Regions from separate parts of the Homo sapiens genome. Here regions 2 and 3 are each linked to region 1. The links are chromatin loops, found by intact Hi-C in ENCODE. Cell type or tissue: HCT116. All regions are shown on one strand.

What was found. Peaks named below come from ENCODE experiments on the same cell type or tissue, not always from the same donor. Only the 100,000 strongest peaks of a DNase experiment are listed, where the experiment ranks them.
Region 2: a loop joins it to region 1, with 2.9 times the contacts of the local background. A loop is called at or near these places in 7 of 110 quality-filtered maps.
Region 3: a loop joins it to region 1, with 3 times the contacts of the local background. A loop is called at or near these places in 9 of 110 quality-filtered maps.

Annotation. Positions count from the first base shown.
Region 1 is chr3:63,817,196-63,819,695 of GRCh38, reverse strand. C3orf49 (chromosome 3 open reading frame 49) reads right to left here and starts at 397. Exons shown (of 7, transcript NM_001355236.2): 1 at 100-397. The coding sequence starts at 224. RefSeq lists a silencer at 931-1,050. In HCT116, CTCF peaks have their summits at 773 and 975 (motif pointing right); a DNase peak (open chromatin) is centred at 985.
Region 2 is chr3:63,992,813-63,995,312 of GRCh38, reverse strand. All of the region lies in intron 11 of ATXN7 (ataxin 7), which reads right to left. Among named protein-coding and RNA genes, the nearest start is that of PSMD6-AS2, 10 kb to the left of the region's middle. In HCT116, a CTCF peak has its summit at 1,499 (motif pointing right); a DNase peak (open chromatin) is centred at 1,542.
Region 3 is chr3:63,660,077-63,662,576 of GRCh38, reverse strand. The region is part of intron 3 of SNTN (sentan, cilia apical structure protein); the gene reads right to left. Among named protein-coding and RNA genes, the nearest start is that of SNTN, 8.7 kb to the right of the region's middle. In HCT116, a CTCF peak has its summit at 1,153 (motif pointing left); no DNase peak of the experiment used is centred here.

The sequences.
Region 1 (2,500 bases):
CCAGAGTCCTCATTCCTAAATGCAATGCTTAAAAGGACATGCCACTATGCCAAACCCAAAGACTCTCATTTGACAGAAAAGGAAATGAATCTCTGTTACCTTTCTATCCCCTTCCTTTTGAATGAGCCATTTTTCTTCTTGAGTTGCTGGAATCTTCGGCACTGTCCAACTTTTCTGTAGGCAATCTTAAAGGGTTCTGGTAGATACAGCTGAGGTTGGGCCATTGCTCTCAACTTCACCTGTAGTAGCCGTTTTGGATTGTTTTAGTTCTTGAACTTACAGACTTCAATACAAAATCATCCAGTGACTGAATGTACTGTCAAGGTGTGGGCTATTCGGAATAAAATATGTAGGAAATTTTTAGAGTCTTTCCCTTATTCCCTTCCAGGTGTTAGAGACATTATTTGTGGGACTGGCCCTGTTTACAACTTCACAGAGGTCACCAGTGATGTATTTGACAGAGCTGTGTGAAATTCCATGGACCTTTGTGGAACACTTCACAGATTCTTGAACAAGGCAAATACAGAAATGATGATCTGATTGCCTCAATGCTGGCATTTGGATAGAAAAAAAAAATCAAACAACAACAACAACAACAAAAAACACCCACACACTAATTGACCACCACATTCAGAAGTGCGTATTTGAACTCTGAAGTGGTAGGGACCTATAGGAATACCAACGATACGCTGATTAACACAAGTTGAGCTTCTGTTAGATCTCTCAGTTACAGCTGGTGAATGTTCTCTGTGTCCTGTGGGACACATATGACAAGGCCAGTTGTTGTTTGGACATCTCAAAATGTACCCCAAGGGTGGTTTTCATTACATCTTGGAATTTTGCAGTGGTCTCTCAAAGTACATTGCTAAATTGAGGACCTGATCCACCCCTCCCTTCCAACATTGCCCCATTTATTTCGTGGTGAAGAGCGAATTCTGCCTGTGATGGAACTTCTCACCACAAGGTGGCAGCAGACACTAGGATTTATTCCTGTTACCCTCTCGCGGTTTGAGTTGTTCAGTCAAATAACTAGATGCTTAACAAGAAAAACTCCTCTAGAAAGGTTCTGGGAGTTACAAGAATTACTCTGCTTTCTGTGTTTGCATTAATCAATAATCTGGAGCATACTTCTCAAGCTTTCAAGTGCACACAAACTTCCTGGAGGTCTTTTTAAGATGCAGATTTCGATACAGTACATCTGGGCTGGGATCCAAGAATTTGCACTCCTAACAAACCCGCAGGTGACGCTGATGATGCCAGACTGCACTTGGAGTAGTGAGGGTCTTGTATGTTTCAGTACTGGGGAAAAGAGCTTTAAAATGGTCTAGAATGAAGTGTATAATGTTAAGGGGCTAAGAGAGTGGATTTGGGAATTATGCATGAGTTCTCATTTCTAGCTTAGCTATGTGACCTTGGCCAATTCATTTTAACCCACCCATGCTTGTTTTCTCATCCCTAAAGTGGGACAACTCATAGTGCCCAAGCCATAGTTTTATGGCAAAATTCAAGTGAAATAGAAATTCCGCTTCAGCAGGGAATGAGACCCAGGAATCCATATTCTAGGAGAGTGGGTGCAGATGTTCCTCTGTCCCTTATTTGAGAAACGCTGAAGTAGAGCATATCTAATATGCCTTGGCCAAATGGACATATGCTCCTCCCTGGTCTGTTTTTCCTCATCTGTTGGCATCCTCAGAGCACAATAAATAATAGGTGCTTGAATAAATGAATACATGAATATTTTCTTTAGCAACAGGGCAATATTTTTCATGCAATTATTGGCACTCCTGCCTTAATTCTGTTGTATTTCATCAATTATCTAGATGAATGAGATGAATTTTATGCTAGGAAAGACAGCTGTTTTTTATTTGTGCATGGGTGTCTATGTACATGTCTCTGTGTGTGCATGTCTGCATGTATGTGTGTATGTAATAGGCTGAAACACTTGCTGCTGTGGCATCTGTGACAAAACTTGTAGGTTCCCAAAGGAGTCCTGAAGCAGATGACAGAACTAGAAGGAGTGGGAAGGGGGTGGGGAAAGAGTTAGAGTATAGAGAGACATCAATTTTGAGCTGTGTCTGGATTTACATTCTAGATCTACCCCTTCCAAGCTTATGGGTCCTTGGGCGGGTAACGAAAACCTCTTTGGACCTTCATTTTCTCGTTCGTAAAACAGGAGTAATAACTGCTACCTCCCAAGCTTCTTTGAGTCATTCAGTTATTTAACAAATATTTGAATGCCTAGTGGTTCCCAGGCACCACCCTAGACACCACCCTAGACACCAGGGATACTGCAGTGAACAACATACACAAAATCTCTGAACTCATATAACTTAATATGCTGTGGGAGATGCAGGTAACAAGGAAATGAACATTTTAATTTCAGCTGGTAGTAAATGTTATGAAAAAAGTAAAAGAGGATGATGGGATAGAGTGACTGAGGATGAGGAGTGACTTTAGATGGAGCGTTAGGAAAGCCTGTCCAATGAGGTCATTGGTCCTG
Region 2 (2,500 bases), 180 kb before region 1:
ACTGTATGTGTGCAACTCCCCGCTGCTATTGCCCCAGCCTCTAGCTCCACCTCCCACCCCCAACGCCCCCGTTCCCTGCTTCCAGCCACTGTACTTCCTTATATTCTGAGAAAATGCCATGACCCAATACCCCAGCTTCTGCTCATCCTTTAAGTGTCGGATTGCTAATCACCAAATCCTCTGCAGAGAGAGTCATCCCCAGCTTAATTACCGTTGTGGTCCTAGTGTTCAGCACAGTGCAGGAAACACAGAAGGCACTGAATAAATGTCGAGAGAAGTCAGGAATGAATGAGAGAAAAGGAAGGGTGCAGCTAATTAACAGCAACTGCTAGGTCATAACTATTGGCCTGAACAAGGGAATAAAGCCCCACAGTATCAAGGGATATTCAGCATGGTGTTGTAACAATGGATTCTGTTAAGAATGTGTGGGCAAGGTATTTATTAGGGGATGCGGAAACCATCTAAATTCAAACCAGGGAGGGTCTCCTTTTATTTTAGCTCTGAATCTTAAATGTGACAGTAACAAAATTTCAAAAACTTCTTTGGCAGAATTTAAACCGAGGTGGCAGAAGACAAAAAGGCCTGACTGGAAGGCAAGTGCCAGGATTGCCTTGATCCTGACTTAAGGGGTAGCCCTGGCTGACCTGGCCACTACCCCAGTGAGAGAGCTGGCCTAGACTGCTGCCCAGGTGATTTCCAGATGCTTTTAAAGACTACTGTTATTAATAAAATGAATTAATGACTGCAAGTATTTGCAAATGCTTTAAAAATCCCATTCGGCCAGGCGCAGTGGCTCACAACTGTAATCCCAGCACTTTGGGAGGCTGAGGCTGGTGGATCACTTGAGGTCAGGAGTTTGAGACCAGCCTGGCCAACATGGTGAAACCCCATCTCTACTAAAAATACAAAAATTAGCCGGGCATGGTGGTGTGCACCTGTAATCCCAGCTACTTAGAAGGCTGAGGCAGGAGAATCGCTTGAACCGGGGAGGTGGAGGTCACAGTGAGCTGAAATCACACTACTGCACTCCAGCCTCGGTGACTGAGTGAGGCCCTGTTTCAAAAACAAAACAAAACAAACAAAAAAACCCAAAACCCCATTCAAGGGTACAGCTCTGGCCTGATGTTAGTGCTTCTCAACTCCAGCTGTTGCACATTACAGTCACCTGTGGAGCTTAAGCCACATCCATAACGATTACACCAGCGTCTCTGCGGGGAGTGGGGACAGACATCAGTCATTTCTAAATCTTTCCAGGGGATTCTAATGTGGAGCCAAGATTGAGAGGCTAGGCTCTCTCTCCCCGCACTACTCATAGAGGAGGGTGGCAGGCAGTGTCATTAATTACCTGAGAGGTTGGTTAGGAAAACTGAGTTCCTGGGCCCCACCCTAGAATGATGCATCAGAAGCTGCATGGCAACAAGGCCCCTGGGTGATTCTGGAGCATTCAGAAGCCCTGCTCTAAATGAAGTCCAGGCCCTACTGCTCACTGGGAGCAGTGGCTTCTCATGACCACCAGGTGGCTCAGGAAGCCAGGGCCTAAAGACCAGGCTGCCTGGAACCAAATCTCGAGGAAAGGAAAAGCCTTCTAGAGCAGGGAAGGATGTGGATCTCTCCGGGAGGCAATCACAAGTTCCTCTTAGAAAAGCTCTTTTAAGTAGTTAATTACTCTTTTGTGTATAAAGAGGCAAAGTAACAATATGTACTCATACTGACTTGTGTTTGCATAAATAAACTATGTAGAGATACATAAAAAATAATAAAAATGTCTGTGGGGGCTAGGTGGAAAACAAGCATGTAGGAGACAGGAGGACTCGGTTTTCAATGTATGCCTCTTTATACTCGTTTTTCTTTTTTTTTTTTTGAGACGGAGTCTCGCTCTGTCACCCCCAGGCTGGAGTGCAGTGGCGCGATCTCGGCTCACTGCAAGCTCTGCCTCCCGGGTTCACCCCATTCTCCTGCCTCAGCCTTGGTTTTCCTTTTTTAAGCCCAGTGATTGTATTACCATTTCAAAAAGTAAAAAAAAAAAAAAAAAAAAAATACACCAACAAAAATCTTTGAAAACCATCCCAGCCCCTTCTTAGGGAATATGGGATACTGGTCCCAAATCAACAGAGGACAAGTAGTTCACAGAAATCATAGAAGGTGGGCAGTGGCCTTTCAGGTTATGGCCATGCTGCAGAGAAAGTGCTGGTCTAATTTCACCACTGGCCTGAGACTCCACAAACTGAAGTTTACTCATTTCATACTCAATTCCCACCTCACTTACCTTCAATTTTACCACAATAACCCTGTAAGGAAGGATTTTGGGCTGAGCCGGTAGGGTGGGACCTGGATCACTTTGAAAGTTTCCTTGAGGGCTTCAAAGATGCCAGGTGAGAATAGTTCTCTGGATGAGAAGTGCTGAGCTCCCCAGAGAAAATCTCAGGGGCTGCCTGAAAAGGCCGCCAGCACTCCTATGTTGGGAGGCAACATGCACCAAGTTCCCCTCTGCCCCAAGCCT
Region 3 (2,500 bases), 160 kb after region 1:
CAGAATGGCACACTGTTTGCTCAGAGGTATGAGATAGGTATTGGTCTTCTTTTATTTCCTGCATATTTTAAGAGCACACCATTTTCTGAGGTCCAGTCCTCCTGGGGCATGACCTGTCACCTTTTTGTATCTTCCCAGTAGTGCCTTTAGGTGCTTTTTAAAATTCTATCTGACTGGCTATAAGGTGCTAAGATCCCCAAAACCATGTTTAGCCTTATGGGAAAGGCAATGTTCCCCTTAGAACTCAGGCCTTCGCCAAAAGAACCAGCTCAGTTTATCAGGGGACGCAACATGGGGATTGAGGAGAAAGCCCAGTTAGGAATGAAGTGGGCTCCTGAGCTTTGCCATTGACTCACGTGAATGCACCTGCCCTAGGGGGTCTCATGGGGCAGGGCGGTTGGGCCAAGGCAGCATTCTGACAGACATTGCAGAGAATGCCTTGGAATGAACTGTCCCCTCAAGTCCCTGAAATATGGCTCTGCTTTCATCTTGAGCAGAGGGCAAGATTACACTGAGGCCTGGGTGTGCCTGCTGCTAGAGAGATCCAGAAATTGGCTGTACTTCTAGGGTTTAGCCTACACTGAGAGACATGAGGCTGAAGGTGTCTTTCCTAAGGACCGGTTTTTAATTCTTTTCCCCTGGTGTTCTGAGAGGGATGATGAGTTACATCAAGATGGTGCATCCATTAGTTCTTCATTTTCATATGTGTTAAAAGCTTGCTGAGCATTTGCCAGGTTACCAGGTAATGAGCCCCCTTTCTGTCTGGCATATGGGCCCCATTTCTTTTGGCCTTGGATGTGGGCAAATGGTATAGGATTTATTTACCCATCCTTTCCTTAGACTCCCCAAAACTTGTTATCTCTTGATAAATTCTGCCTGATATTTCTGCCTGAAAAAGTAGCTTTCCAAAAAAAAAAAATCAGAAAAATACATGTTTAATATAGAACATTTAGAAAAAGTAAATTTAAAAAAAGGACTGTGACTGTAACCCTTTACCCCATTACTCAAAATAGCTAACCCTTATTAACATTTACTTCCGTTCATTTATCTGTGTATTACACTATATTCTCCCTTTCTCTTTTGAAATAATCACCCACTCACAGAAAGTTGTACCCTTGACTTAGCTCCCCCCAGTGGGTGACATCTTATATAACTGTAGTGCACTGAAACCATATATAGGTGTTTATGTATGTGTATGTGTGCATATATAGAGAGAATAATATCTTTTCAATATTTCAGAACAGATACAGGGACTTGGAGACTGCCTCTATGTGCTTTCTTGCTCTACCCATCAATAAATATTGATAGTTTAAGCTGATATGAGGCCCTCTTTTCCTCTTACACATTTTCCCTAGGCTGGTATTTTCCAAAGTATGAATATATACTGCCGATAGAATGTAATGCCATTTTAGGTGATGCAAGAATAAATATTAAACACTAAATAAGAATTGATAGTCGTCTATTTTTTCACTATTATTTTTTACTCTAATCCACTGAATTTACAATAAGAATAATGATACGGTGTCCTTATAAAAATTTACTTAAGTAGAGAGAAAACATAAAGGAAAAGTTCTAAGCAACACAGGCTATAGGCAGTTGTGGGAAAAATACTAAATATGGTATTCAATGACTGAAATTCGAGAAATATACCCTTAGGTGAGTAAGGTAGTAACCTTTAGGCCAGTGACTGATTATATACTGCTGACTCTCATTTCCATATTTTGAACACAGATCTCTATTCTCACCTTTGAACTCATCTGTCCTGTTGCTAAGTCTTCCTCTTAAATATTTCATGGACATCTAAACACTGACACAACCTAATGAAACTCGCCATCTCCTCCCTACCTCCATCCCACCTCAAACCTGCTTATTCTTTAGCCTTTTTCTTCTCTAGGAGTGGGAACACCACCATTCCTTTTGTAAGTCAGAAATTGGGTTGTCATCATTTTCTTTCCTATCCTTCAACTCTCACAGTCAATCAATTGTCAGATCTTGTTCATTCCACCTTCTAAACGTCTCTTCTATTTGTTTGTTTATCTCCATCTTCACCGCCGTAGTCTAAGCCATCACCATCTTTCTCTTGAATTGCCTCCCCACAGCTAGTTATTCCCTTTTTTCCTATTCCACCCCCAACCCTAGTCTGTTCTCTGTACTGCAGCTGGTGTAATTTCTTAGGCCTGGACGTAGACATAGTTCCTGGCTTCCTCTTGCTATCAGGCTATGCTTCTGTAAGATTTGGCTTCTCCTCGCCTCCCCAGCCTCATCTCTAACCACTTCCCAGCTACCGTCCCATCCCTTCTCACCAACTGGCCCTCCAGATCTCTGCTTGGAACGCCATCATTCTCACTCCCCCTTGCCTAGCTACCTCCTGCTTATTCTTCAGATCTCAGCTATACCTTAGTTTTCCAGGAGCCCATCTTTGATTACCTGCCCCAAGATAGTTCCTCTGTTTTACTCTCACTGAATGCTCTACTCTTTCACATCCTTTGACTATTTTTAA